Regions from separate parts of the Homo sapiens genome. Here region 2 is linked to region 1. A link is an interaction called in ENCODE POLR2A ChIA-PET data of the cell type or tissue named here. Cell type or tissue: OCI-LY7. All regions are shown on one strand.

Region 1 (8,000 bases):
TGACATGGAGGATCCTAACAACCAGGCCTTAGGCAAATAGCTCTGTGGCCTCCTGGTACCAACCCAAACTCTTTTGGAATGCATTCCAGCAGCCTATCTTCTAGGGCCCCAGGCTTTAGCCAGTTGCTGCCAAAGTAACTAGACCTAACAGGATCCTGTGCCAGGACACACTGCTCTTGATCTAGGAAATGGTCAACCAGACCTAGTTAAGCCTCGAAGGACCTAGAATGGTACAGCCAGCCAATAAATATATGCTGAACTGAACACAGTGAAGATATCTTGGCTCATGACACAATATATGACCTACTGTGACATTTCCTTTCTAGCCATTATGCCATCTGTCGTCTCTCACAGAATCAAACACCTCTACTTCTCTCCCATAGCCTCCTACTCAGATCCCCTGAAAGCTGTATTCAACAGCATTTCAAGGTTAGTATTCTCTTTTGTGGTGTAAAGTCTAAAATTAAAGCTCAATATGAGGCTGGACAGAGTGGCTCACGCCTGTAATCCCAACACTTTGGGAGGCCGAGGCAGGAGGATCACTTGAGTTCAGGAGTTCAAGACCAGCCTGGGCAACATGGCAAGACCCCCGTCTCTACAAGAAACACAAAAAATTAGCCAGGTGTGGTGGCCTGTGCCTATAGTCCCGGCTACTTGGGAGGCTGAGGTGGAAGGATCACTTGAGCCCAGGAGGTTGAGGCTTCAGTGAGCCATGTTTGTACCAGTGTACTCCAGACTCCAGCCTGGGCAACACAGCAAGACTCTGAAAAAAAAAAAAAGCAGCTCAGTTACATGCTTACTTGACATCTAGTACAATCTCGAGGGCCTCAAATGGCCTACCACAAGTACCCCTCCCCATTGTGCTCCACGGATAAGGTCCCCTGCCCAAACAATCCTCCTTACTAAGGGGACCAGGTACAGCTCTTGCTTATTCTTGAGAAGTGAGTGGGTTACAGTTCCCAGCCAGCCCCTGGAATTATTCAAACAAGCCAATCATATCCTCTGGCCAGAACCAGGGGGCACCATCCGCTCTTGACACTACAAAGGCTGCTTCCCACAGCCCCTCGCCGGTGGCTTACTCTGCTCTCGAGTGCAGCTCCCGTGTGGGCCTACGTGGTGTGTGGTATCCCAGCTTCCAGGCTGTGAGTATATGTGACTACAGCTGTCAAGCTCATCTGTCCACTGTCAGGTGTCATGTGTTCAGCATCCCCATAACCCTACAGTGGAAATCCCTCTCTCTTCGGATGGGGTGAATAGGAGGTGATTAAAACATCTTTTTTGCCCAATCCACTGGTCTCTGCCCTTTTCCATATCCCTGAGGCTCTCAAATGCCTTTGGCAAGGTCATCAACTGCTCTATCATGGTAATAATGTCTGGCATTGTGCTAAGCACGTTCCACACACTTTCTCATTTAATTCCCCTAACATCTCAATGAGGTAGATACCATTATATCCCTATTTTATAGATGAGGAAACTAATGTCAAGCAAGGTTATATAACCCACAAGACCACACAGCTAATAAGTTTGAGCAGAGCCCAAATGCAGATGTGCCTGGCTCCGTGTTCTTAACTACTACTTTAATCTCTCTGGCTGACAGTATTTCTGGGCTCACTGCCATCATTCCCCAATCCCTCACAGGCAGAGATGGACTGCTGGGTGGCCTGGCAGGAGTGCCTGCATTTGAGGCTCCTTGTTTTTTCTGCTGGTCTCTGCTAAAGGATGGATGGTGATATGTTATCTGGGAAAGAGTGCTATTGGAATAGGCCAGCTGGCTGGCTGCCAGAAGACTTTCCAAGATGGCTTCAACTTAATTTACCAAAAGGTCTAGTTTGGTTGTCAACCTTGCCGATACAGAAATCTTAACCTGTCAAAGTCTTAAAGTTAACTGGACTTGAGGAGGTTGGATAGCACTATCTAGACACAGAAGAAGCACAAATCAGAAAGGCAATTCATTAATTCACAAGGAGAAATATACCTATTCTTTGCAGTTATCTGTGAAAAAATTCAAATGGCAAGGTCAAATAACATCAGAAAGTCTCTTCAGAATCATAGAAGACAGCAAAGGAAGTTAGGTGTATGCAACCAACATTTAGTGGAAGCCTGGTGCCTCTGTCTTTACCATTAAAGTAAATGCCTGGCCCCACAACCCGGCAGGTGGAGTCTGAGGGCCAACTACACGGCACGGGCACTGCCAACTGACATTCTGTGATGTCTCGTCTATTACGGGGTTCCTAGACTCTTCTGTGGCTCCAGTTTCTATTGATATAGTTGCATTGCTTTGTCTTTGAGATAACTTTTGGCAGGTATCTAATAATCATGACCATGTGCTAATTTTTCAGTCTCTTTCTCTCAGAGTACCCTCCTACTGGCCCTGACCATAGGCTTTTCTTTTGACGCTCGGGACATCTGTCTATACCAGATCAGAACTACTCCTCCTTCAAGAAGCCGAAGCCCAATGAAGCTCCCAGCTCACTTCAGATTTATCCCCCTTCTAGCTTCCTTCTGGGCCATCTGCCATACACTGGCTGTGGCAGACTCATTCCTTGTTCCCTTTCTCTGTTCCCCCACCCACTCCTTTCTCCCACACACTTCATTCACTTGTTACTACTCTCCCTTCCTTCATGCCACTTAAAACTTTATAAAAAACTTATCGATACCAAATGTACATGAAATGATTCCTTATCAGAAGGATAACAGTCAGAATTATGCAACTAGAATTATCCTCAGAGATTATGTAATTCAGCCCTATTATTTTACAGATGAAAGAATTGATAGAAATCAAGTGACCTGCTCAAGTCATAAATCTATAACAGGCAACAGCAGGGCCAGAACCAGGATCCAGGTTTCTGAGCTTTTAAGCCAGTATTTGAACCAAGATACCAAACTCCTAAGTACACACAACAGGGCTTCAGTGGGGAGGGCTTCCATGCATCTCACATGCTGCTGAAGCACTAGGCTGGTTATACAGCCTGTTTATCATTTTTTTCTTCGAATGTTGATTAAAATTCAACCACTGATGGCTCTTTCAGCAAAAAAATAACTATCTTTAAGTCATAAAACTGCCCAAAATATATGCAAACATATGATTACAAATTTCCCAATCCACTGCCACTAGAACTATAAGGTGGGGCCGGGCACACTGGCTCACACCTGTAATAGCAGCACTTTGGGAGGCCAAGGCAGGCGGTCATTTAAGGTCAGGAGTTCAAAGCCAGCCTGACCAACATGGTGAAACCCCGTCTCTACTAAAAATACAAAAATTAGTCGGGCGTGGTAGCTACTCAGGAGGCTGAGGCAGGAAAATTGCCTGAAGCCAGGAGGCGGAGGTTTCAGTGACCCAAGATCGCACCACTGCACTCCAGCCTGGGTGACAGAGTAAGACTCCGTCTCATAAAAAAAAACAAAAAACAAAAAAACAAAAAAACCCTATCAGGTGGATTTGTGACTTGACCTCAAAAACATTTAGGTGACTATTAATATAGCCGGGTGCAATGGCATGTACCTGTAGTCCCAGCTCCTCAGGAGGCTGGCACAAGAGAATGGCTTGAGGCCAGGAGGCCAAGGCTGTAGTGCTCTTTGATCACACCTGCGAACAGACACCACACTCTATCCTGGGCAACATAGTGAGACTGTGTCTCTTAAAAAAAAAGAAGTAATACATTAATGAAAACATAACTGGAAGAGGCTTTTCTACGCATAAAGGAAACAGAAGAAATTCACAAATGATCAATAGATTTGACTACATAAAAATGTAAGCTTTAAAACAAAACACCATCAACAAAATTAAAACATAAATGATAAACCAGTGAACACTTCATGGCTTAAAGGAAGTGACAACCAGGCACAGTGGCTCAATGCCTATAATCCCAGCACTTTGGGAGGCCAAGGCAGGAGGATCCCTTGAGACAAGGAATTCAAGACTAGCCTGGGCAACATAGTGACACTCCATCTCTAAAAAAAATACCAAAAAATTAGCCAAGTGTGGTGGAGTACACCTGTAGTCCTCGCTGTTCAGGTAGCTGAGGTGGGGACATTACTTGAGCCTAGGCAGTCAAGGCTATAGTGAGCTATGATTGTGCCACTGTATTCCAGCCTGAGTGATAGAGCAAGACCCTGTCCCTACTAAACAAACCAAAAAAGAAAGATTATACAAATCAATAAGGAAACACCAAGCATGGCAGCCCATGCCTATAATCCCAACATTTTGGGAGGCCAAGGCAGGAGGATTACTTGAGCCCAGGAGTTCGAGATCAGCTTAAGCAACAGAGTGAGACCCCATTTCTACAAAAACTAAAAAAAAAAAAAAAAAAAAAAAAAAAAAGCCAGCCAGGCATGGTGGCACATGCCTATACTCCCAGCTAGTTGGAAGGCTGAGGGAGGAGGATCACTTGAGCCCAGGAGTTTCAAGCTGCAGTGAGCCATGATTGTGTCACTGCACTCCAGCATACGCAACAGAGCGACATCCTGTCTCCAAAAAAAAAAAAAAAAAAAAAAAAAAAGGAAACATTAACATTTTAAATTTTAAAAAGAAAAATATAGATAATTCACAAAAAATTAAAAGTCAATAAACTGATTAAAAATTCAGCCTGGTGAATAATTAAAGAAACGCAAATCAAAACATGGAATCAAAAGTTTTTCAGTGACAGTATTTAATTGGGAAATAGTGTTTTAGACCGTGGACTCGGATTTGGCAGAACTAACTTGAACACTTACTCGGTGACCTTGGGCATATCACTTTAATCACTGTGAGCCTTAACATCCTTATAGTTTTAGTGTGAAGATGAAATGAGAGAATGCACCTGAATTGCTTTAGCAAAGTGACTGTCAACAGTAAATGCTCAATAAGTATTAGCTTCTTTTCTTTTTTTTTTTTTTTGAGATGGGGTCTTGCTCTGTCACTCAGGCTGAAGTACAGTGGTGCGACCTTGGCTCACTGCAGCCTTGACCACCTGGGCTGAAGCAATCCTCCCGCATCAGCCTCTCAGGTAGCTAGGACTACAGGCATGAGCCACTACACCTGACTAATTTTTTGATTTGTAGACAGGGTCTCCCTATGTTGCCCAGGCTGCTCGCGAACTCCTGGGTTCAAGGGATCCTCCTGCCTTGGCCTCCCAAGGTGCTGGGATTACAGGCATAAGCTACTGTGCCCAGCCTGCTATTATTATCAGGAAAAAAAAAAAAAAAAAAACAGGCCTGACACAGTGGCTCATGTCTGTAATCCCAGCACTTCGGGAGGCTGAGGTGGGAGGATCACTTGAGGTCAGGAGTTCAAGACCAGCCTGGCCAACATGGTGAAACCCTGTCTCTACTAAAAATACAAAAATTAGCCAGGTGTAGTGGTGCCCACCTGTGATCCCAGCTACTCAGGAGGCTGAGGTGGCAGAATTGCTTGAACCAGGGAGGCAGAGATTGCAGTGAGCAGAGATTGCGCCACTGCACTACAGCCTGGGTGACACAGCGAGACTCTGTCTCAAAAAACAAAAACAAAACTACTTGCACTAATAACATAGGAGAGGGAGCAATGGGCTAGGTACCCACACAATGCTGATGGAAGTATAATCTGGTAAAACTTTTTAGGAAACAAGGCTGGTAAATAATCTGGGAGTAATCTGCTCATCTAAAGCTATAAAAATGTCCTTAGAGACTCGAGAATTTGCAGGGTGGGGAAAAGTATACTTTACTTGCACTGCTTGAATGTTTTACCAGAGTTACTTTATATACAAGCTGTATAATTCCAGATAAAAAAGAATGAGAAATCCATGATAGTAGCAGGAAAAAAAATGTTAATGTTTATGCCTTTTAGAATCACTTCTAGGAATCTATCAGAAATAATTAATTATATATGCAATGAAATATTTATGTACACTATATTCGCAGCAATAGTATTAATGGTTAAAAAAAACCCTGCAGACAAACTTAAATATACGAGGTTTTAAAGTAAATATGGCATACAGCCATATTATGGAATATTATGCAGCCATAAAATTAGGCTCTCTATATGACACTAAAAGAACATGTAATCCCCCAATAAATAAATAAATCGAATTTCATCATATTTTTCAATGTCTGTTTATCAAAGGACATCATCATGAAAGTAAAGAGACACTGCACAGAATGGGAACAAGTATTTTCAAATCACATATCTGATAAAGGTCTAGTATTCAGAATACATATAGTGTACCAGAATCTAGTATCCGGAACTCTTACAACTCAACAATAAAAGGACAAATAAGCCAATTTTAAAATGGGCAAAGGATTTGAATACACATCTCTCCAAAGACAGGCAAAGTGGCCAGTAAGTACATGAACAGATGTTCATCATCAGTCATTAGTAAATGCAGATCAAAACTGTAGTGAGAGACAACTTCACATAACACTAGGATGGGTATAATAAAATAAAACAGAAAACAGAAAATACAAGTGTTGCTGAGAATATGGAGAAACTGGAACCCTCACGGAATTGCTGGTGGGAACATAAGATGGTGCCACCCCTGTGGAAAACAGTCTGGCAGTTTCTCAAAGAGTTAAGCACAGAGACACCATATGACCCAGCAGTTCCACTCCTAGTATATATCTGGGACAAATGAAAACATGGATCCACTCAAAAACCTGTACATTAATGTTCATTGGAGCATTAAGCCTAACGGCCAAAAAATGCAAACAACCTAAATGTCCATCAACTTATGAATGGACAAACAAAATATTATACATGTAAACAATGGAATATTATTCATCCATAAAAAGGAGGTACTGATACATTCTACAACATGGATGAATCTTGAAAACATTATGCTAAGTAAAAGCCAGTTTAGCCAGACATAAAAGGCCACATATTGCTGTATATGATTCCATTCATATGAAATGTCCAGAATAAGCAAATCCATAGAGACAGAAAGTGGATTAGTGGTTACCAGACTCTTTGGGGAAGAGTAAATGGGGAGTGACTACTAACAGGTACAGGGGGGGTTTCAGAGTGATAAAACACGTTCTGGAATTGGAAAGTGGTGATGGTTATAATGGTGGCAGCTGATCCAGTTGGCCTGCCATTATCCTGGCTGAAGCAAGGAGGCCTGGGCAGGGCTACATGTTCCACGGAGCAGGCAGGGGCACCACCCAAGTTGTGGCTGCAGATATGAGCCTCCTTGTGTTCTTGGGGAGCCAGAAGCAGGCAGAAGCCCTGCCCCCCATGGGGCAGCTGAAACCCCCCAAACCATGGCTGCAACTCAGGCATCCCTGCACTCTTGGGGGTCTGGGAAGGCCCCACCCTCACAGGCTCAGAAGCACCTGCCCCCACTGTTTGGCTTCTCCCTGCTATCAGCACCCACTCCGATCTCAATCTGGAGCAAAGTTGGGCAGAGCCCAAGCACCATGAACAACAGCAGGCAGACAGAGTCCCAGGTAGAAGGGGGCAGGTCCCAGTAAGGTCCCTCCTTCAGGCCAGGCAGGGGCCTGAAGGCTGGGGGGCCTGGCTGCCAGTCCCACTGACCAGAGTGGGAACTGGTGCCTTTTCCAGGCCCGCCCATGGCCACCCATGGGCCAACTGGCACATACCGCACTTCCTCCCCTCTGAGGCCCATAAAAGCCCCGGACTCAGCCACAGCTGAGTAGACATGGGATGACTAGCTACAGAGAGGAGCTACCCTCTCTGCTGAGAACTTCAGAGACCTGCAGAGACCGCCAAATGACCTGCCCGCAGAGAGGAGTTACCCTCTCCAGGGCCTCCTCTTTGCTGAGAGCAGCAGACGTCTAGTCAACCAGCAAGCAGAGAGGAGCTACCCTCTCCAGGGCTTCCTCTCTACTGAGAGCTGAACACTCGACAGACAACCTGCCTGCCTACAGAGGGGAACTAACCATCGCGGGTCTCCTCTGAGCTGTTCTAACACTAAATAAATCTGCTCTTTGTTTTCTTCACCCTTCACTTGTCTGCATACCTGGATGCAGGACAAGAGGTTGGGCAAAGGCACCAACAGCCAACAGAGGTTTCCAGGAAGAAAATCGAC
Region 2 (8,000 bases), 410 kb after region 1:
CCACAGGATGAAATGTTATACATACTAAAGATGACTGTGAAGGCCTGGCGCAGTGGCTCACGCCTGTAATCCCAGCACTTTGGGAGGCCAAGGCAGGAAGATCATAAGAGGTCAGGAGTTCCAGACCAGCCTGGTCAACATGGCAAAACCCCATCTCTACTAAAAATACAAAAAGTAGCCGGTGTGGTGGCTCGCACCTGTAATCCCAGCTACTCGGGAGGCTGAGGCACAAGAATCACTTGAACCCGGGAGGCGAAGGTTCCAGTGAGCCATGATGGCATCACTGCATTCCAGCCTGGATGACAAGAGCAAGACTCTGTCTCAAAAAAAAAAGTTGTGAAGGTTACCAACAAAGTAATACAATGTTATTAAAAGCACATAACTGTTAAATCCTTTTTTTGTCCTAAAGGGGAAAAAAGCGCAAAAGAAATTTAACAGTAGTTGTGCTGGTATGTGTGCAGTTGAAGAACAAGATCCCAAGCACCTAACAGACCCTCTCTATCTAATTAGGACACAAGTTAGGACCTAAAACATCTGTTAAAATAGAGTAGGTTCTTGGAAGAACGAAATCCTATTAACTTATTACAAAAGTTATCTAAGTAAGATATCTAAATGCCTACTACAGCATTACACTGGGTAACAGAAATCTTGCCTTCAAAGGCCTTTAACACATTTCAATAATTTACTAAATGCCTACTCTGTACCAAATTCTATGCTAGAAAGTTCATCATACATCATCTAGTATACTTTACTGGTTATAAGGAGAAGAGGCTAACAACTGTAGTAGTCTCAGATTGCTACAATTTTACACTATGAAATATGAGTGCCACAGATTTTCAGAGTAAACATGGGAGAGTAATCTAAAATAATGTGAAAATAAATCTCTAGTTAGATAGGAGTATCAGGAGAAAAGGCACAAGCAAGCATGCAAAGTGGAAAAAAGAAACAAACAAAAAAAAACTATGAGTCCAAGTCATATAGACTCTAAAAGCTAAGCAGAACAGTCACTTCTTCCATATCCATGAACAGTGTTTTAGGAGTATCAATATTGTGCCTGTATTCCAAGGTGGGCTGCCAAAGACAACCAGATAGTCAAGGAAGTCAGCTAAGAAACTAGGGTAATAATCTAAGATTGAAATGGAGGATCTGCCCTGCGGTAGTAGCATAGAAATAGAGAATAGGTCATCAGGTTGGAGGTGGAGTGTTTAAGGACAAAGTTATAAAGACGTTTTTTGGTTTGAAAAATTAGAGGATAGGTTTGTACCATAGACAAATGGATAAGTTCGGAAAAAATCTTTTTTTTTTTTTTTTTTTTTTTTTTTTTTTTTTTAAATAGAGCCACGGTCTCACTATGTTGACCAGGCTACCAGGCTCGTCTCAAACTGCTGGCCTCAAGCAATCCTCCCACCTAGGTCTCCCAAACTGCTGGGATTACAGGCATGAGCCACCATACCCAATCAGAAAAAAACTCTTAAGATCAGGCAACTTATGTTCTTATACATGCACCAAAAAGACAAATCTTTTCAGAATCAGCACAGAGTAATTTGGTCGTAAGTCTACAAGAATGAAATCATGCCAGCCTATATCAGAAATCCTAAACAAGCAGACATTTGCAGCATAAAATAAGTCACTACATTACCTAGGCAGCAAACGTGACAAATTCAGAACCTTTCTTTTAAAAGTTATGAGGTGAGATGCCAACTACAAAACAAACTATGATTATTTAGACTTTCTTTGTTCTAGCTGATGAGGTAGAAGTACCTACATTCAGATTCTCAAACAATTTGTCTTATAAACCACAAGCCATTTTTTAAATGGGTCAAACAGCCAGGCATGGAGGCTCACGCCTGTAATCCCAACACTTTGGGAGGCCAAGGCAGGCACATCATTTAAGGCCAGGAGTTTGAGACCAGCCTGGCCAACGTGGTGAAACCCCGTGTCTACTAAAAATACAAAAATTAGCTGGGTATGGTGGCACATGCCTGTAGTCCCAGCTACTCGGGAGGCTGAGGCAGAATTGCTTGAACCCAGGAGGCAGAGGTTGCAGTGAGCCAAGATCACGCCACTGCACTCCAGCCTGGGTGACAGAGTAAGAATCCGTTCTCCAAAAAAAAGAAATAAATAAAATAAAAAAGGGTGTTCCATAGGGGTGATGGGGAGGATGAAACGTCATCAAACAAGTTTAAGAAACATCAAGTTAGGCCGGGCGCAGTGGCTCACGCCTGTAATCCCAGCACTTTGGGAGGCTGAAGGGGGCGGATCACTTGAGGTCAGGAGTTCGAGACCAGCCTGGCCAACACGGTCTCCACTAAAGTGGAGATGGCCAACATCTCCACTAAAAATACAAAAATTAGCCGGGCATGGTGGCGGGCACCTGTAATCCCAGCTACTCAGGAGGGTGAGGCAGGAGAATTGCTTGAACCCGGGAGGCAGAGGTGGCAGTGAGCCAAGATCATGCCACTGCACTACAGCCTGGCTGATAGAGCAAGACTCCATCTCAAAAAAAAAAAAAAAAAAAAAAAAAAAAAGAAAGAAACATGAAGTTAAACTGATTGACCGTCTAACTTCCCTAACCCTTTAAAATAAACTTATATACATTATGATTTCCAGGATGAAGATATAATAAAGGGTTTCTTTTTTTTTTTTTTTCCTGAGACAGAGTTTTGCTCTTGTTACTCAGACTGAAGTGCAGTGGTGCAATCTCGGCTCACTGAAACCTCCACCTCCCGGGTTCAAGCGATTCTCCTGCCTCAGCCTCCTGAGTAGCTGGGATTACAGGCACATGCCACCACACCTGGCTAATTTTTTGTATTTTTAGTAGAGACGGGGTTTCACCATGTTGGCCAGGCTGGTCTCGAACTCCTGACCTCAGGTGATCCGCCCGCCATGGCCTCCCAAAGTGCTGGGATTACAGGCGTGAGCCACTCTGCCCGGCTGGGTTTCTAATTTATCTGACACCCAAGCCCATGGAAATGTCTTTCAGATATTCTGAAACACACTAAGCCACACAGGCCTTACTCTAAAATTATCCCCTACCCTCATCTTTACTAGCTTATCAACTATTAGGATGATCTAACATTTCCTTTGCCCCTATGATGAACAGAGCAAATAAACAGCACGAATAAAATAGCAAAATAAAAAAACACTGATATCCATAGAACTATCCTTTCAAGTTATAAACCAAACTTTACACATTCTAAAATCTAATCACTTATTTTAAAATCTTGTTAATCTTAAACCCTATAATAAAAATGTTTTTTAGGCAAGCAAGTGATATGAATGTATTAATTCCATTTCAGAATTTATCTAAAACTGAGTTCTTCTCCAATAGTATTCAGCTAATGAAACAAATACTAGTAAAGTTGTAATGAAAATCCCTGAAACCAGAGATAAGTGTTATTCAAGTAACATTATTCTTTCACTTCCCACTCCTCTTCATCTGCTTTTATATAGATTAAAAACAAACTAAAAATATTACAAATACTCCTAAACTGTCTTCCAGCAAAGCAAATGAACCATAGCTGAAATCTTGTTTATGCTTTCTTCTACTAAATTTATCCTCTTTTCTCATACCCCTTAACACTAATTAACATAATATTCTTTTATTCCACCTCCATCTCCCTCTGGTTTAATCATCTGTTCCTCATTTGATCTGTTCTCAGACACCTCTCCTCCTTCCACATGGAGTAATGAATTGCAATAATCTTTTTTTTTTTTAATTTTTTGAGACGGAGTCTCAGCTGTCACCCAGGCTGGAGAACAGTGGTGCATCCCCGCTCACTGCAGCCTCTGCATCCCAGGTTCAAGCGATTCTCGTGCCTCAGCCTCTCAAGTAGCTGGGATTACAGGTGCATGCCACCATGGCTAATTTTTGTATTTTTAGTAAAGACGGGGTTTCACCATGTTGGCCAGGTTGGTCTTGAACTCCAGCCCTCAGGTGATCTGCCTGCCTCAGCCTCCCAAAGTGCTGGGATTACAAGCATGAGCCACCGCACCCAGCCTACTGATAATCTTTCAATTGAAAAGGACGTAGATGGCTTCAAATGGCCACTTAAGACACAGAGAATGGACACAGGTAATAAACACAGGTGTTCCTGAGACACTGATCCCCCAGCTCTCAGGGATAGTCCTGGAGAATTTCTCCTACACCATATAGTTAAAGAAGGAAAAAGGAAATATCAGAGAAATAAATTCAATCTGGCCCTTGAAAAATAACAGGCTGGGAGCCGTGGCTCACGCCTGTAATCCCAGCACTTTGGGAGGCCAAGGCAGGCGGATCACCTGAGGTCAGAAGTTCAAGACCATCCTGTCCAACATAGTGAAACCCCGTCTCTACTAAAAATACAAAAATTAGCCAGGCATGGTGGTGTGCGCCTGTAATCCCAGCTACTTGGGAGGCTGAGGCAAGAGAATCGCTTGAACCTGGGAGGCAAGGTTGCAGTGAGCCAAGATCGTACCACTGCACTCCAGCCTGGGCAACAGAGCGAGAATTCTCAAAAAAAAGAAAAGAAAAATAGCAATAATTTTTTCAGGCGGGTAGCTGAAAAAGATGATTTTGGTTCTTAACATTTTCCCTTGAAATTGGAAATATGATTTTAGCAAAGAAAGCAGAAAACATGTTTACATTTGACAAGCTAAATGCCAAGTCTGTATTTCACCTAAGTTTTCATAATGAATATGAATTATCCTAATCATATGCTTAGACCATTCCTCGTCACCACAATTAGTTTTCAATAAAATGTCACTTAAGTTCAAATGTATAATTAAGGCCCCGTGCTGTGGTGGCACATGCCTGTAATCCCAGCTACTAGGGAGGTGGAGGCAGGAGAATCACTTGAACCTGGGAGGCGGAGGTTGCGGTGAGCCGAGATTGCGCCATTGCACTCCAGCCTGGGCAACAAGAGCAAAACTCCGTCTCAAAAAAAAAAAAAATTAAGGCCCGGTGCAGAGGCTCACAACTGTAATCCCACAGCTCTGGGAGGCCAAGGTGGGAGGTCACTTGAGGCCAGGAGTTCAAGAACAACCTGGGCAACATAAAAAGGCCCCATTCTCTACAAAAATATATATATATATTTACAATTAGCCAAGTGTGGTGGTGCGTGCCTGCAATCCCAGCTACTTGGGAGGCTGAGGTTGGAGGATCCTTTAAGCCCAGGAGTTCAAGGTTACAGTGAGCTATAATCACACCACGCACTGCAGCCTGGTGACATAGCAAGACTCTATCTCTAAAAAATAAAAATAAAATTAAAAAATACGTAATTCGGCTGGGTGCGGTGGTTCACGCCTGTAATCCCAGCACTATGGGAGGCCAAGGTGGGTGGATCACCTGAGGTCGGGAGTTTGAGACCAGCCTGACCAGCATGGAGAAACTCCCAACATGGAGAAACCCCATCTCTACTAAAAATACAAGATCAGCCAGGCATGCTGGCACATGCCTGTAATCCCAGCTACTCGGGAGGTTGAGGCAGGAGAATCACTTGAACCCGGGAGGTGGAGGTTGCAGTGAGTGGAGATCATGCCATTGCACTCCAGCCTGGGCAACAAGGGCAAAACTCCATCTCAAAAAAAAAAAAAACTTTAAATAACACATTAGTTCCTGATAATGGGCAGACATGAGGCAATTCTACGTAATAGGCAGGAAGCAACAATTCCTTTAAAAACTAAATATGCTTCAGATTCATTTTCAGATTATGATCCTTGCAATAAATTGTGGTACACTGCCTAAAATAAACCAGGTTATGCTTCCATAGGAAAATAAAATGAAATAAAGCATTCACATTGTTTCCGAAATTTGAGACATCACTCTAGCAGTCCTGAAGAGGGTGCTTCAAGCCTTAATACACATAAAAATCATGTGGGGATCTTATTAAAATAAGATTCTGGGTCAGTAAGACTGGGATGAATCCTGATAGTTCTAATGAGCTCCCAGGTGACACTTATGCTGATGGGTCCACAGACTATACTGCATACCTGAGGCCTGACACCCTTGCTTCTATGACAACGGTAAAGGTAACGGATAAAAATGTAAAGGAGGCCGGAATGCAGCGGCTCACGCCTGTTAATTCCAGCACTTTGGGAGGCCGAGGCAGGCAGATCACGTGAGGTCAGGAGTTACAGACCAGCCTGACCAACATGGTGAAACCCCCCCACCTCTACTAAAAATACGAAAATTACCCGGGTGTGGTGGCGGACACCTGTAATCCCAGCTACTCAGGAGGCCGAAGCAGGAGAATCACTTGAACCCGGGAGGCAGAGGTTGCAGTGAGCCAAGATCATGCCACTGCACTCCAGCCTGGGTGACAGAGCGAGACTCTGTCTCAAAAAAAAAAGAAAAAAAAAAGGTAAAGCAATCTCCACTTCATTTAGAAATGTTTTTGGGCTAGACATAGTGGCTTATGCCTGTAATCCCAGTACTTTGAGAGGCCGAGACGGGCGGATCACCTGAGGTCAGGAGTTGGAGACCAGCCTGACCAACATAGAGAAACCCCATCTCTACGAAAAATACAAAATTAGCCAGGGGCGCTGACGCATGCCTGCAATCCCAGCTACTCAAGAGGCCGAGGCAGGAAAATTACTTGAATCCAGGAGGCGGAGGTTGCGGTGAGCCGAGATCGCGCCATTGCACTCCAGCCTGGGCAACAAGAGCAAAACTCCATCTCAAAAAAGAAAAAAGAAATGTTTTTGGATTCATCAGATTAGTCCGGGAGAAGGATGGTTATTAAAATGTTTATGTTTGAGAGAAACACAGCTTCTCAAAGATGGCGGGGAAGGGTCCTCACAGTTGTGCCAAGAGCAAAAATCTATACAGCACTCACTATGTGCCAGTGAACAGTCCTAAACACTTCATATATATTAATTCAATCTTCCTAACACTGCAGCCCTGTTAGGTAAGCACTACTGCTACCCCTATTTTAGAGGAAGTAAACCTGAGTCACAAAGACGTTACTTAGACTGCACATACCTAATAAGTGGCAGAACCAGGATCTGAACCCAGGCAGTCTGGTTCCAGAGTCTATGCTTTTAATCATTATAGTAGCAATATACCAATCAAGAACACACAGCAGAATTGAAATGGCAAATGGCAATGGCTTAATTTTACAGAAAAGGATGCAAGGTTAAAGTGTAAAGCATTACAGAACAACAGTAACAGAGCCTAAATCAGACTTTGTCTTAAGGTGATAGAGCACCAGTGCTTAGTGAATACCATGGCTGAACAATATAGTTTTCTGCTCTATTAGAAATTGTTCTGGACTTTAGTATAATGGCTAATGCCAAATCTTTGATTTAAAAAATATTTTTCTAAAATTGCAAAAAGGGACGCCACATTGGTGGCAGAAAGCCTGGTTTCACTTCACGGAATAAGCAGTTTGAGATCAATGTCCCAGAAGAGTTTTGACATTCAGGACTTAAAATAGCAGCAGCAGCAGCAGAGGTAGCTGAAATGGCAAGTAATGAAAATTGCTTTAGTAAAAATATTTTGGACTGAAGGTATGAGAAACTAAAAGTAGAAACTAGTAAGACACAAAGCATAACATGACCAGGAATCTGATACAGTAGTGAACAAGCGGTAAAAGTTATTTGCAAACAAAGAAATAAAGGAAGATAAGGAAACAAACATTAAGTGAATAATTTTTAGGAGAGTAAGAGAACTAGTAGTCATCACAGATTTTCTAAGTGATGGTAAATTGTCCAGACAGTGCAGCTGCAGAAGATACTGACCTAAACAGATGGAAAAAGTCAAGCAAGAGTAGATTAGTAATCACTACTTCAATGAGCCCAAATAAAGATATGGCTGACCAAGCACAAAAGCTGTCTCAGGAAACACAGCAAAAAGGCCCATGGAATATTAGGGAAAACGTTAACCCTCAGACATCATCAAATTCATTCACTTAAAAAATATTTCTTAAAACCTACTGTATGTATGGCAGTATTCTAGGCATTAGCAATGGGGTGACCATGCCAGGCCAAAGCCCTGCCCTCACAGAACTTACAATCTAATG

What was found. Peaks named below come from ENCODE experiments on the same cell type or tissue, not always from the same donor. Only the 100,000 strongest peaks of a DNase experiment are listed, where the experiment ranks them.
Region 2: POLR2A ChIA-PET joins it to region 1 with 5 read pairs; 3 of 35 experiments call an interaction of 5 or more read pairs at or near these places.

Annotation. Positions count from the first base shown.
Region 1 is chr1:22,464,965-22,472,964 of GRCh38, reverse strand. The region is part of intron 1 of ZBTB40 (zinc finger and BTB domain containing 40); the gene reads right to left. Among named protein-coding and RNA genes, the nearest start is that of ZBTB40, 17 kb to the right of the region's middle. RefSeq lists a silencer at 7,454-7,601. In OCI-LY7, no CTCF peak of the experiment used is centred here; no DNase peak of the experiment used is centred here.
Region 2 is chr1:22,056,061-22,064,060 of GRCh38, reverse strand. All of the region lies in intron 1 of CDC42 (cell division cycle 42), which reads right to left. Among named protein-coding and RNA genes, the nearest start is that of CDC42, 7.4 kb to the right of the region's middle. RefSeq lists enhancers at 1,733-2,233, 2,234-2,734. In OCI-LY7, no CTCF peak of the experiment used is centred here; no DNase peak of the experiment used is centred here; H3K4me3 peaks cover 667 bases; H3K27ac peaks cover 1,323 bases.